2 separate regions of the Homo sapiens genome follow, and region 2 is linked to region 1. Evidence: read pairs that join two places in POLR2A ChIA-PET (ENCODE). Cell type or tissue: Caco-2. All regions are shown on one strand. Links, peaks and the distances in the headings refer to the core of each region. The heading gives the core; the rest is flanking DNA.

Region 1 (7,647 bases), core at 2,172-4,671:
TAGCCAGGCATAGTGGCGTGAACCTGTAATCCCAGCTACTTGGGAGGCTGATGCAGGAGAATCACTTGATCCCAGGAGGCAGAGGTCTTGGTAAGCTAAGATTGAGCCACTGCACTCCAGCTTGGGCAACAGAAAAAAAAAAAAAAAAAAAAAAAAAAGAGGGTTCCTAAAGGGCCCTTTAAATAAAATAGGGAGGCTACATAAAGTACATGGCTCACCCAAGAAATGAGGGGGCCTGGGACCATGGATGCTGGAAACATGGTTGTTTCATTTATTTAATTATTATTATTATTATTGAGACAGAGTTTCACTTTTGTTGCCCAGGCTGGAGTGCGATGGCGTAATCTCGGCTCACTACAACCTCCGCCTCCCAGGTTCAAGCAATTCTCCTGCCTCAGCCTCCTGAGTAGCTGGGATTACAGGCATGCACCACCACGCCTGGCTAATTTTGTATTTTTAGTAGAGACGGGGTTTCTCCATGTCTGTCAGGCTGGTCTTGAACTCCCAACCACAGATGATCCACCCGCCTTGGCCTCCCAAAGTGCTGGGATTACAGGTGTGAGCCACCGTACCCGGCCTCATTTATTTAATTATTTATTTTTATTTATTTATATATTTATTTAGAGACAGGGTTTCATTCTGTCACCCAGGCTGGAGTGCAGTGGCAAGATCACGGCTCATTGGAGGCTTGACCTCTGGGGCTCAGGTGATCCTCCCACCTCAGCCTCTTGAGAGCTGGGACCATAGACACAAACTGCCACGCCCAACTAATTTTTCTATTTTTTGTAGAGAAGGAGTTTTGCCATTTTGCCCAGGCTCAAGCTATCCTCCTGCCTCTGCCTCCTGAAGTGCTGGGATTACAGGTGTGAGCCCCTGTGCCCAGCCAGGAACATGATTCTTAGACATTCGGACATAGTCTTAGACATAGGGGATTGATGGGAAGAGTCGATGCGATGAGTGACACTTACTCAAAGAGTAACACTTAGTATTTTTATTCTATCCATTCCCTTCCTGGAGCAGATCCAATGTCTTCAGCACCAAGTTCACCATCTTTGACAATGGGGTGAATCCTGACCGGGAGCATTTAACCAGGAATACTGCCCGGATCAGACAGGAGCTGGGGGCTGTGTGTTATGTGAGTGTCCTGGGGATGAGAGAATGGGGTAGGATAGTCAGAAGAAGGAACCAGGCCAACTGGAATGTAATACCCCCAGGAGCCCAACGTCTTAGGATACCTGGGGCCTCGGAAAATGACTGTGATTCTCCCAGGAACCAACAGCCAGAACCAGCGAATCAATGTCCAGCCACTAAATGTGAGTCCCTGACATCAGGAATCTCTGGGTCAATGGAGAAGGGGCTGGGGCCGGTCCTCCTAGATCCCAGAGGAGGAAGAAGAAGAGGAGGAAGAGGAGGCCAGTGGGTTGCAGGTGTCACATGAAGCCTGAAGGACTTTGTTAGCCTTCCATGTCTCAGGGAGTAAAAGACTAGAGACTCAAAACATTTGCATCTGGAGAAAAAAGGTTTGATGGTAGGTTAACAAACTTACCAAAAAGGGGTCTGATCCAGACTCCAAGAGAGGGTTCTTGGATCTCAGGCAAGAAAGAATTTGGGGCCAGTCCGTAGAGTCAAGTGAAAGCAAGTTTATTAGAGAAGAAATAAAAGAATGGCTACTCCATAGGCAAAGCAGCCTTGAGGCCAGCTGGTTGGCTATTTTTATGGTTATTTCTTGATTATATGCTAAACGAGGTGGATTATTCATTAATTTTCTGGGAAAGGGGTGGGCAATTCCCAGAACTGAGGGTTCCTGCTTCTTTTAGACTCTCTCTTTCTTTCTTTTTTTTTTTTTTTGAGACAGAGTCTTGCTCTGTCGCCCAGGCTGGAGTGCAGTGGCGCGATCTCGGCTCACTGCAAGCTCGACCTCCCCGGCTCACGCCATTCTCCTGCCTCAGCCTCCTGAGTAGCTGGGACTACAGGCGCCCGCTACCATGCCCGTCTAATTTTTTATATTTTTAGTAGAGCCGGGGTTTCACTGTGTTAGTCAGGATGGTCTCGATCTCCTGACCTCGTGATTCACCCGCCTCGGCCTCCCAAAGTGCTGGGATTACAGGCGTGAGCCACCGTGCCCGGCAGTAACCTCTCTTACAAGCAAAATTTATTCAAAGACCTGTGCTAACATTCTTAAATATCTGTTAGCCATAATAAAGAAATCAGTGTACTTTACGTTTTTAGCTCCCACAATTTACCCTAAATATTTGCCCTGGCATGCTTGTACCGGTCCAAGCAAGCATTAGGTCATAGCCTGTTCCTCTTCCTTATTTGAAGGTGTTTTTACCTTTCTCAACATTCCACAAGTTACTTCCTCCTTACTTTGTATTCTTCTGCTTTTCCCTCTTTTAAAAAGTTCTAAGTTGCTAGCCAATTGGGACAAATACAGAACGTGAGGTCCCGTTCCAGCCAATGGAAACCCTACACGGCAGTAGGGTGGATGCGCCAGGTTATAAATGACCCTGTCTCCTTTGTTCAGTGTACTCTCATGGCAAAACTCCTGGTGAGTGTACCCTTTCTGCAGAAAGTTAAAAAATGGCCTTGCTGAGGAAATTAAATTTATGCTCAAGTGCTATTTCTTTACTGCACCGGGGAACAAGCATTTCTAACATTGTGATACCAGTCCTGTCAAACTCCTGTCTCATCCTGTGACTAAGAATGCCTAACCTCCTGGGAACGCAGCCCAGCAGGTCTCATCCTCATTTTACCCAGCCCCTGTTCAAGATGGAGTCGCCCCTGTTCAAGATGGAGTCGCCCCTGTTCAAGATGGAGTTTCGAAAGCCTCTGAGAAAACCACAGCCCCTTCTTTACCTTCTAGGAACAGGAGTCGCTACTGAGTCGTTACCAACGTGGGGACAAACAAGGGTTGCTTTTGTTGCACAACAAAACCCCGTCGTGGGACAAGGAGAACGGTGTCTACACGCTCAATTTCCATGGTCGAGTCACTCGGGCTTCGGTGAAGAACTTCCAAATCGTGGATCCCAAACACCGTGAGCTCCTGGAAACCAGTTTAGCCGGGCCAGGTGGGGTGGGGGTTAGGGTGTGAACGGAAGGGAACTACATCTCCCATCATCACTTGAGCGTTTTTCTAGGCAGGGCAGATGCCACCCTATTGCAAAGCCTATTGGGAATTGTAGTTTACACACCCTCAGGGTTTCTGGCTTAGTAAGGGCACCGCTCAGCCTCTTAAAAGTCTCCATTCTCGGCCTGGCGCGGTAGCTCCCGCTTATAATCCTAGCACTTTGGGAGACCGAGGTGGGTGGATCATCTGAGGTCAGGAGTTCAAGAACAGCCTGGCCAACATGGTGAAACCCTGTCTCTACTAAAAATACAAAAATTAGGCCGGGCACTGTGGCTCACACCTGTAATCCCAGCACTTTGGGAGGCCGAGGCGGGCGGATACGAGGTCAGGAGATTGAGACCATCCTGACTAACACGGTGAAACCCCGTCTCTACTAAAAACACAGAAAAAATTAGCTGGGTGTAGTGGTGGTCACCTGTAGTCCCAGCTAATCAGGAGGCTGAGGCAGGAGAATGGTGTGAACCCGGGAGGCGGAGCTTGCAGTGAGCCGAGATCGCGCCACTGCTCTCCAGCCTGGGCAACAGAGCGAGACTCCATCTCAAAAAAAAAAAAAAAAAAAAAAATTAGCCGGACGTGGTGGCACATGCCTGTAATCCTAGCTACTTGGGAGGCTGAGGCAGAAGAACTGCTTGAACCTGGGAGGTGGAGGTTGCAGTGAGCCAAGATCAGGTCACTGCACTCCAGCCTGGGCGACAGAGCAAGACTCTGTCTCAAAAAAAAAAAAAAAAGAAAAAAAAAAAAAAAAAGTCTCAGTTCTCGAAGCTGGGAGATGAGAGAGTCAGGCTAAGGCTTTGTTCCTGATTCACTTCTCAGAAGAACATCTGGTGCTCCAGTTCGGCCGAGTGGGCCCAGACACATTCACCATGGACTTCTGCTTTCCATTTAGCCCGCTCCAGGCCTTCAGCATCTGCTTGTCCAGTTTCAATTAGAAGCTGGCTGTTGAATAACTCAATAAAATACCATACCCTTGCCAGCTTCTGTGCCTCCTCATTTGGAGGAAGGGCCCCGACATGCCTTCTTTTGCACCACCTTAATAACCAACACTGACCGGGCAAGGTGGCTCACGCCTGTAATCCCAACACTTTGGCAGGCTGAAGCTGGTGCATCACCTGAAGTCAGGAGATCGAGACCAGCCTGGCCAACATGTGAAACCCCGTCTCTACTAAAAGTACAAAAATTAGCTGGGCGTGGTGGCAGGCACCTGTAATCCCAGCTATTCAGGAGACTGAGGCAGAAGAAACACTTGAATCTGGGAGGCGGAGGCTGCAGTGAGCTGAGATAGCTCCACTTCACTCCAGCTAGACTCTGTCTCAAAAAAAAAAAAAAAAAAAAAATGCCGGGCGCGGTGGCTCACACCTGGAATCCCAACACTTTAGGAGGTCGAGGCGGAAGGATCACTTGAGGTCAGGAGTTCGAGACCAGCCTCGCCGATATGGCAAACCCCGTCTCTACTAAAAATACAAAAATTAGCTGGGCATGGTGGCGCATGCCTGTAATCCCAGCTACTCCGGTGGCCGAGGCACGAGAATTGCTTGAATCTGGGAAGCGGAGGTTGCAGTGACCCGATCGTGCCACTGCACTCCAGCCTGGGCAACAGAATGCGACTCTATCCCCCCACCAAAAAAAGGAATTTTCACACTACATCTGAAGAATCAGGAGCAACTAGCTGAGCAAGAGGCCTCAGGGTTGGGATCCTCAGGCAGCAGGTAGCACTCATACAAAGGTTTTTAATTAGGTGGAATTAGGCTTGGTTGCCTTGGGGAAATGAAAGGATTATATGGCAGGAGTGGGGGTCTCAAACTCCTGACCTCGAGTTAGAGATCAGCCTGACCAACAAGGTGAAACCCCGTCTCTACTAAAAATACAAAAATTAGCCCTGTGTGGTGGCGGGCCCCTATAATCCCAACTATTCAGGAGACTGAGGCAGGAGAATCACTTGAACTCGGGAGGCGGAGGTTGCAGGGAGCCAAGATCCTGCCATTGCACTCCAGCCTGGGCGACAGAGCAAGACTCTGCCTCAAAATAAACAAACAAAACAAACAAACAAACAAAAACCTGACCTCAAGTGATCCATCTACCTCGGCCACCCAAAGTGCTAGGATTTCTAGTTTAACTAAGCTGCTTTTGTAAAGCTAATGAAAGGCCATTAGGTTAGGAGGATGAGAGGAGCCTGCATTCTGTGAAGGTCTAGAGGTAGATTAATACAAAAATTAGCCCTGCGTGGTAGCGCACGCATATAATCCCAGGTACTAGGGAGGCCGAGGCAGGAGAATTGCTTGAACCCAGGGGGTTGTAGTGAGCCGAGATCACGCCACTGCACTCCAGCCTGGGTGACACAGAGAGACTCGGTCTCAAAAAAAAAAAAAAAAATTAAAAATTAGAGGTAGAGGTGGGCATAGTGGCTCATGCCCATAATCCCAGCATTTTGGGAGACTGAGGTGGGCGGATCATGAGGTCAGGAGTCTCAAACTCCTGACCACCAACATGGTGAAACTCCTTCTCTACTAAAAATACAAAACTTAGCTGGGCGTGATGGCTCACGCCTGTAATCCCAACTGCTCAGGAGGCTGAGGCAGGAGAATCGCTTGAACCCAGGAGGCGGAGGTTGCTGGTGTGCTGAGATCGTGCCATTGCACTCCAGCCTGTGTAACAAGAGTGAAACTCCATAAAAAAAAAAAAAATTAGCTGGAAGTGGTGGCGCACACCTGTAGTCCCAGCTTCTTGGGAGGCTGATCCAGGAGAATTGTTTTAACCTGGGAAGTGGAGGTTGCAGTGAGCCGAGAGCCCACCACTGCACCCCAGCCTGGGCAGCAGAGTGAGACTCCGTATCAGGAAAAAAAAAAAAAAAAAAAAAAGAATAACGGTATATAGAATAATTACCGTATTATAGCATTTATTTCATGAGCATTGTTTTAACTCCTTTGGGGCCTTACAATCCCATAAGATATGTACAATTGTTAGTCAGCTTACAGATAAGGAAACTAGGCCTATGGACACAGGGCTTATAAATGTAAAATCAGGCTGCAACAGCAATCATACAGGGTGGTTGCAGGAGATTAGAAAATTCCAGGCAGCAGTTTCACAAGACCAGACCAGCAACAGGAAACTTGAAATAGCTACAGAAGCTATGGGCTGATAAGATCCTGAAAAACCAGGGCGTGGGCCAAGTAGGCTAAGTCCGACTAGACCCAATATGGCACTGGGTCTGACCTCGGTTTCACGTAGGACCTCATTATATGTTCATCAACACAGTCACACACCCACCAGCATCATGACGGTCCCAGGAACACCCATATTTGGTGTAAAGATGGGTGGCACCACAGTTCTGAGAAATCTCCATCTTTTTCCAGGAATGCTCATGAGTATTTTACCCCTTGGTTAAAAAAATCCAAAAAGGGCCAGCGTGGTGGCTCACGTCTGTAATCCCAGCACTTTGAGAGGCTGAGGCAGGTGGATCACTTGAGGTCAGGACTTTGAGACCAGCCTGGCCAACATGGAGAAACCCTGTCTCTACTAAAAATACAAAAAATTAGCCAGGTGTGGTGGCGCCTGCAGTCCCAGCTGCTTGGGAAGCTAAGGTAGGAGAATTGTTTGAACCCAGGAGGTGGAGGTTGCAGTGAGCTGAGATCGTGTCACTACACTCCAGCCTGGGCTGGACAGAACAAGACTCCATCTTTAAAAAACAAACAAACAAACAAAAAACCCATAACGGTAGCAGCCTCAACCCCCCTTGCACGTGATTCTCTCGAGTCCCCTTTCATGAGTGTGGACTTTCCCCTTTGCAATAAATCCTGTATTTTCACTCTTTTCCAACTCGTCCTTGAATTCATTTTCATGACTGTGTCAAGAGCCTGAACACTGGCTGAGGGGGAGGTCCCACCCGGGCTTGGGGACCTCGATACCCACTGGTATCAAAGCAACGGAGGAGAATGTAAAGGCCTGTAGAGATTGAGCCTTAATGGTCCAGCAAGGCACAGACAATTCTGCCTCCTTTTAGGGATCCGTGACTCAATTCTCCAGCTCCCTTGGGGGGGTGGTGATAATTGTCCCAAGTTTAATACAATTTAGGCAGATGTCAAAGAAAAACTACAGGCCGGGTCTGGGTGCGGTGGCTCACGCCTGTAATCCCAGCACTTTGGGAGGCCAAGGCGGGTGGATCATGAGGTCAGGAGTTCGAGACCAGCCTGATCAACGTAGTGAAACCCCGTCTCTACTAAAAATACAAAAATTAGCCAGGCATGGTGGAGTGTGCCTGTAATCCCAGCTACTCAGGAGACTAAGACAGGAGAATCGCTTGAACCCAGGAGGCGGAGGTTGCAGTAAGCAGAGATCGTGCCACCGCATTCCAGCCTGGGTGACACAGCGAGACTCCATCTCAAACAAACAAACAAAAATACATAGGCCGGGTGCATTGGCTCACGCCTGTTATCTCAGCATTTTGGGAGGCCAAGGCAGGTGGATCACAAGGTCAGGAGTTTGAGACCAGCCTGGCCAACATAGTGAAACCCTGTCTCTACTAA
Region 2 (7,647 bases), core at 2,429-4,928, 97 kb after region 1:
TCAGCTGTAATAACCCAGCCACAGCGTGCTGTGTGTCAGGCCACGCTGTGGTGTGCCTGCAGCACCATCTGGTGGTCAGTGTTGAGTATAAAGTCAAAGGCCAAAAGAGGAGAAGGCCGGGCGCAGTGGCTCACACCTGTGATCCCAGCACTTTCCGAGGCCGAGGCGGGAAGATCACTTGAGGTCTGGAGTTTGAGACCAGCCTGGCCAACATAGTGAAGCCAGCCTGGCAGGAGAATCCCTTGAACCCGGGAGGCAGAGTTTGCAATGAGCTAAGATTGAGCCACTGCACTCCAGCCTGGGTGACAGAGTGACACTGTGTCTCAAAATAAATAAATAAGTAAACTAAAAATAAAAAATGGAAAACTAAGGAAAGAGGCAATTTACAGAGTGAGTCTCCAAATACAATTTCATCAGTTAGCAATGTGTAAAAATTAAAGTAGAGCTTCCTCTTCAAAGAGACTTTCCTCCTCGTCTACTTAGGAATAAATAGTAACTTCTCTTAGACGCAAAATGTATTCAAAGACCTGTGCTAACATTCTTAAATATCTGCTAGCCGTAATAAAGAAATCAGTGTACTTTATGTTTTTAGCTCCCACAATTTACCCTAAATATTTGCCCTGGCATGCTTATACTGGTCCAAGCAAGCATTAGGTCACAGCCTGTTCCTCTTCCTTATTTGAAGGTGTTTTTACCTTTCTCAGCATTCCACAAGTCACTTCCCCCTTCCTTTGTTCTCCTCTGCCTTTGCCTCTTTTAAAAAGTTCCAAGTTGCTAGCCAGTTGGGACAAATACAGAATGTGAGGTCCCGTTCCAGCCAATGGAAACCCGACACGGCAGTAGAGTGGATGCGTCAGGTTATAAATGACCCTGTCTCCTTTGTTCGTTGTACTCTTGTGGCAAAACTGCTGGCGAGTGTACCTTTTCTGCAGAAAGTAAAAATGGCCTTGCTGGCCGGGCTCAGTGGCTCATGCCTGTAATCCCAGCACTTTGGGAGGTCAAGGCGGGCGGATCACCTGAGGTCAGGAGTTTGAGACCAGCCTGACCAACATGGAGAAACCCCGTCTCTACTAAAAATACAATATTAGCCGGGCGTGGTGGTGCATGCCTGTAATCCCAGCTACTCGGGAGGCTGAGACAGGAGAATTGCTTGAACCTCGGAAGCCGAGGGTGCAGTGAGCTGAGATTGTGCCATTGCACTCCAGCCTGGGCAACAAGATCGAAACTCCATCTCAAAAAATAAAAATAAAAATAAAAATGGCCTTGCTGAGGAAATTAATGTTCAAGTGCTATGTCTTTTTTTTTTTTTTTTGAGGCGGAGTCTCACTCCGTTGCCCAGGCTGGAGTGCAGTGGCACGATCTCGGCTCACTGCAAGCTCCGCCTCCCAGGTTCACGCCATTCTCCTGCCTTAGCCTCCCAAGTAGCTGGGACTACAGGCACCTGCCACCACGCCTGGCTAATTTTTTTTTGTATTTTTATTAGAGACGGGGTTTCAACGTGTTAGCCAGGATGGTCTCTATCTCCTGACCTTGTGATCCACCCGCCTCGGCCTCCCAAAGTGCTGGGATTACAGGCGTGAGCCACCGCGCCCGGCCTCAAGTGCTATTTCTTTATGGCACCAAGGAATAAGCATTTCTAACAAATGTGTGAGTGGTTAAAACCATTTTTAGGGCATTATACAAGTTTACAAACATCTCAAGGGATGAGTGTTTGGAAAGACTCCCCTGAGGTGATGTAACACTGGCTGGCTGATCATAGTGGCTCAAGTTTGTAATCCTAGCACTTTGGGAGGCCGAGGCGGGTGGATCACCTGAGGTCAGGAGTTGGAGACCAGCCTGGCCAACATGGTGAAACCCTGTCTCTACTAAAAATACAAAAATTGGCCCAGTGTGGTGGTGGGCAGTAATCCCAGGTACTCAGGAGGCTGAGGCAGGAGAATCACTTGAACCCCGGAGGCACAGGTTGCAGTGAGCCGAGATTGTGCCATTGCACTCCAGCCTGGGCGACAGAGTGAGACTCCATCTCAAAAAAAAAAAAAAAAAAAAAAATAGAAACACTGGCTTAGGCAGGGCGCGGTGGCTCACATGTGTATTCCCAGCTTTTTGGGAGACCGAGGCAGACAGATCACTTGAGGTCAGGGGTTCGAGTCCGGCCTGGCCAACATGGGGAAACCCTGCCTCCACTAAAAACACAAAAATTAGCCAGGCTTGGTGGCAGGTGTCTGTAATCCCAGCTATTTGAGAGGCTGAGGCGAGAGATTCGCTTGATCCCAGGAGGCAGAGTTTGCAGTGAGCCAAGATGACACCACTGCACTCCAGCCTGAGTTAGACTCCATCTCAAAAAAGAAGAAAACAAAACAAAACAGAAACACTGGCTTAGGCATTTATGAAAAACCCACAGCAAACATCCTACTCAATGGTGAAAGACTGACAATACACAAAAGAAAGAAAGAAATTCGTAACAGACATAAATGGAAAGACATCCCAAGTTTATAGACTGGAAGACAATAGTATTAAGATGACGATGCAGCTGGGCACGGTAGCTCATGCCTATAATCCCAGCATTTTGGGAGGCTGAGGCAGGAGGATTGCTGGAGCCCAGGAGTTTAAGATCAGCCTTGGCAACTGATATGGTTTGGCTCTGTGTCCCCACTGAAATCTCATTATGAATTATAATCTCAGCGGGTCCAGGGAGGGACATGGTGGGAGGTAACTGGATCGTGGGGGCAGTTTCCCCCATGCTGTTCTCGTAGTCATGAGTGAGTTCGCACAAGATCTGATGGTTTGAAACTGTGGTGGTTCCCTCCTCTAGCTCTTTCTCCCTCCTGCCACTATATAAGACGTGCCTTGCTTCCCCTTCCCCTTTTGCTATGATTGTAAGTCTCCTGAGGACTCCCCAGCCCTGTGGAACTGTGAGTCAATTAAACCTCTTTTCTTTATAAATTACCCAGTCTCGGGTAGTTAGTTTTAACAGCATGCACCTGGTCTCTACAACAACAACAACAAAAACTTAGCTGGGTATGGTGGCACCTGCCTGCAGTCCCAACTACTGAGAAGGCTGAGGTGGGAGGATTGCTTGAGCACGAGGTCGAGGTTGCAGTGAGCCATGGGGTCGTGCCACCACACTCCAGCCTGGGCAACACAGTAAGGGCCTGTCTCAAAAAAAAAAAAAAAAAGTGATCTAGTAACTGAATTTAATCCATATCAAAATTTGAACATCTGGCTGGGCGGGGTGGCTCACAACTGTAAATCCCAGCACTTTGGGAGGCTGAGGTGGGCGGATCACCTGAGGTCAGGAGTTCAAGACCAGCCTGGCCGACATGATGAAACCCCGTCTCTACTAAAAATACAAAAATTAGCCAGGCATGATGATGCCTGTAATTCCAGCTACTTGGGAGGCTGAGGCATGAGAATCACTTGAACCCGGGAGGTGGACGTAGCAGTGAGCTGAGATCGCACCACTGCACTCTAGCCTGGGTGACAGAGAGAGACTCCATCTCAAACAAACAAACAAAACGTGCAGAATGCTAAAGACTAAGCAAATAAGTAATAGCTACCATGTCCAGAGGCTTCCTCTAAGCCCGCTAGAAGGCACTGCCCTACAGTATTTCTCTCGTTTCCACTTGTGCAGATAAGAATACTGAAATTCAGAAGTCTCCTGCCCCTGGTTACTCCAGTAGTAAGAGGTGGGGGAACTCAGGCTCTCTCTCTTCATTGCCCACATCCTGAACCACTGCTCATGTTATATGCCCATATTTTGCATGTAAATTCAAAAGATTTAGGCGTCAGGTCCCGATCCTTTAACCCCTGGTTACCAGTCCCTGTTCTAGTCCACCCCTCAGGAGGAGGCAGCTGGAGTATCTGAGGTCAGTCACACGTGCAGTCTGCCATGCTTACATGACCAACACTTGTTTAAAATTTTGTCCCCCGGACTGCGCACGGTGCCTCACGAATGTAATCCCAGCACTTTGAGAGGCCGAGGCGGGCAGATTCCTTGAGCCCAGGAGTTCGGGACTAGCCTGGGCAACATGGCAAAACCCCGTCTCTACTAAAAATACAAAAATTAGGCCCAGCATGGTGGTGGCTCACGCCTGTAATCCTAGAACTTTGGGAGGCCGAGGCAGGCGGATCACAAGGTCCAAGAGTTTGAGAACAGCCTGGCCAACATCATGAAACCCCATCTCTACTAAAAATACAAAAAGTAGCCCGGCATGGTGGCAGGTGCCTATAATCCCAGCTACCCAGGAGGCTGAGGCAGGAGAATCGCTTGAACCCAGGAGGCAGAGGTTGCAGTGAGCCGAGACTGCGCCATTGCTCTCCAGCCTGGGCAACAGGGCGAGACTCCGTCTCAAAAAAAACAAAAAACAAAAACCAAAAATTAGCCAGGCAGAGTGGCGGGCGCCTGTAGTTGCAGCTACTTGGGAGGCTGGAGCAGGAGAATCACTTGAACCCAGGAGGCGGAAGCTGCAATGAGCCGAGATCACGCCGCTGCACTCCAGCCTGGGTGACAGAGTAAGACTTCGTCTCAAAAATAAATAAATACATAAATAAATAAAAATTAAAAAATTAGCCAGGTGTGATGGCGTACCCTTGTAATCCCAGCTACTCGTGAGGCATGAGAATAGCTTGAACCTGGGAGGTTGAGTCTGCAGTGAGCCGAAATCATGACACTGCATTTCAGCCTGGGTGACAAAGCAAGACTCAAAAAAAAAAAAAAAATTTTTTTTTCATCCTAAGATCTGGGGTGAGACTCCCTGGTTGGCAATACTGCATGCGTTTTGGCACACGTCATTACCGGGAGAATTGAGCACTGTCTAGAACTCCACTGGGGGAGGACATCTGAAAGCTCACGCCTGGTGTCTCCTGGACTCTGCCCCATCCACGTTTTCCCTTGGCTGATGATGACGATGATGATGACGATGATGATGATGATGATTATTATTATTATTTTGAGACGGAGTCTCGCTCTGTCGCCCAGGCTGGAGTGCAGTGGTGCGATCTTGGCTCACTGCAACCTCCGCCTCCTGGGTTCATGCCATTCTCCTGCCTCAGCCTCCCGAGTAGCTGGGATTCCAGGCGTGTGCCACCACGCCCAGCTAATTTTTTGTATTTTTTAGTAGAGACAGGGTTTCACCATGTTGGTCAGCTGGTCTTGAACTCCTGACCTCAGGTGATCCACCTGCCTTGGACTCCCAAAGTGCTAGGATTACAGGCGTGAGCCACCACGCCCGGCGTACAGTTTAAATTTATAAACATAAAAGAATTTGGGGGCCAGGCGCGGTGGCTCACGCCTGTAATCCTAGCCCTTTGGGAGAACGAGGCGGGCAGATCGCTTGAGCTCAGAAGCTCGAGACCAGCCTGGGCAACATGGCAAAACCCCATTTCTACAAAAAATTTAAAAATTAGCTGAGCGTGGTAGCGAGTACCTGTAATCCCAGATACTCGGGAGGCTGAGGTGGGGGATCGCTTGAGTCCAGGAGTTCCAGGTTGCAGTGAGCAGAGATCGCGCCACTGCCCTCCATCCTGGGCGACAGAGTCAGACCTTGTTTCAATAAATAAATAAATAAATAAATAAATAAATAAATAAATAAATAAATAAATAAATAAGGTGAGGGGGGTATTTCTGAAATGACGTGGAAGCTCGGATTCTTTTTTCCAGAAGCCTCAGTTCAGAGTCTTTTCCAAGGGCCGGTTGCGGAGTTTGAGGATAGAGCACTAAGAGCACCCAATAGGAATGACTGAAAGCCCATGACGTCACTAGTGGCTGGGCAACAGCTCCAGAGTGCCTCTCGCTGACCTGCTTCGGGAAGTGGCCCCCGGTTCGCGTCACATGCCAGCCCCTGGCCTGCGTCACAGACCAGGATACACACCCAAATCCCAGGGGCCAGGAAATGTGTTCCCCGTGAAACCAAATTTAGCAAAGGAAAGAATGCAACAACTTTTAAACTCATTAAAGGCTCCCTGGCCGGGCGCGGTGGCTCACGCCTGTAATCCCAGCACTTTGGGAGGCCGAGGCGGGAGGATCACAGGGTCAGGAGATCGAGACCATCCTGGCTAACACGGTGAAAGCCCGTCTCTACTAAAAATACAAAAAATTAGCCGGGCGTGGTGGTGGGCGCCTGTAGTCCCCGCTACTCGGGAGGAGGGAGGCTGGGGCAGGAGAATGGCGTGAACCCGAGAGGCGGAGCTTGCAGTGAGTCGAGATCGCGCCACTGCACTCCAGCCTAGGCGACAGAGAGCTGTCTCAAAAAAAAAAAAAAATTGTGTTCCCCTTCCATGGATCTTATCTAGAAAAAAACACCTGTTTTTCTCAGGCTCACACTCAACACTTCTGTGACCAGGTGTGTGGGGTTTTTCCCACGCTGACAAATTCTCCTACCCAAGCTGGGTGTCCCACAATTCAATCCAACTCTGACATTATCTACCTGGAGATAGCATCGGATCCCACAGGTGAAAGGCTCAGTCCCACGAGGCTGCCCCTTGGGAGATGCCAATCACAAGTCCACGTGGTCTCACCCGAGCTTCTGACTTGCTAGTAATGGGGGTTCCCATGACTCCCTCCTTAGGCTCAGAAATTTGCTACAATGCCTCACAGAACTAAGGAAAACACATTTATCAGTTTATCATATAATTAAATAAAACCTGTCAGATAAAGAGGTGCAAAGGGCAACATCTGAACGCCTCCCGAGCACGGGAGCAAAGGATGGGTTTGGGGGAGCTTCCAGGTTGGGCGTCTCCATGGAGTTGGGGTGCTTCCCCGCCCGGAACTGTGGGCAGAGAGCCACCCAGGTGCTGAGGCAAGAGATTGAAGGCACATACTGTTTCAATATAATAAAGAAAATACTTAGAATAAGAAAAGTTATACTAGCAATAGGATATAGAGATGATTATATATGGATATTATCAATTATTAGTTTTAGTATTAATCTCTGTTTTATTATTATAACTGAGGAAAAACCAGGCGATACAGAGTCAGGAGCTGAAGGGACATGGTGAGATGTGACCAGAAGACAAGAGTGAAAGTCCTCCGCCACGCCCAGATAAGGGCTTAAGGACGCCTTGGTCTAGTGGTAGCACCAGTGCCTGGGAAGGCACCCGTTACTTAGCAGACCGGGAAAGGGAGTTTCCCCTTCCTTGGGGGAGTTAGAGAACACTCTGCCTCACCAGCCTCTTGTGGGAGGCCGGACATTAGCCAGGCCTGCCCACAGTCATCCGGAGGCTTAAACATCTCCCTGTGGTACTGTGCTTCAGTGGTCATGATCCTTGTCCACTTTCATGTTCCGCCTGTACACCTGGTTCCTCTTTTAAGTTCCTGGGAGATAGCAGTAGCAGAAATAGTGAAAATATTAAAGTCTTTGATCTCTCTGATAAGTACATAGAAAAAATGCTGACCGTATGCTGTCTTCCCTCTCTGCTTCGTCTACCAAAAAGGGAAAGGCCCCCTGTCACATGGACACGTGACTTGCTTGACCTTATTAATCATTTGAGATGACTCACACTCCTTACCCTGCCCCCTTGCCTTGTATACAATAAATAGCAGCAGTCCAGGCATTCGAGGCCACTAATGGACTCCATGCACTGGTGGTAGTGGCCCCCTGGGCCCAGCTGTCTTTCATACTCTCTCTTAGTTTCATGTCTTTCTTTCTA

The links. ChIA-PET counts read pairs that join two places held together with the same protein. Peaks named below come from ENCODE experiments on the same cell type or tissue, not always from the same donor. Only the 100,000 strongest peaks of a DNase experiment are listed, where the experiment ranks them.
Region 2: POLR2A ChIA-PET joins it to region 1 with 12 read pairs; 22 of 35 experiments call an interaction of 5 or more read pairs at or near these places.

The regions. Positions count from the first base shown.
Region 1 is chr19:48,877,420-48,885,066 of GRCh38, reverse strand. It overlaps TULP2 (TUB like protein 2), which reads left to right. Exons shown (of 13, transcript NM_003323.3): 10 at 1,021-1,135; 11 at 1,215-1,313; 12 at 2,864-3,035; 13 at 3,941-4,100. The coding sequence ends at 4,056. Among named protein-coding and RNA genes, the nearest start is that of PPP1R15A, 8.8 kb to the right of the region's middle. RefSeq lists an enhancer at 4,817-5,529 and cis regulatory regions at 5,970-6,582, 6,139-7,099. In Caco-2, for the core only: no CTCF peak of the experiment used is centred there; a DNase peak (open chromatin) is centred at 3,122.
Region 2 is chr19:48,780,737-48,788,383 of GRCh38, reverse strand. No RefSeq gene overlaps it. Among named protein-coding and RNA genes, the nearest start is that of BCAT2, 26 kb to the left of the region's middle. RefSeq lists a cis regulatory region at 6,956-7,596. In Caco-2, for the core only: a CTCF peak has its summit at 3,649; no DNase peak of the experiment used is centred there.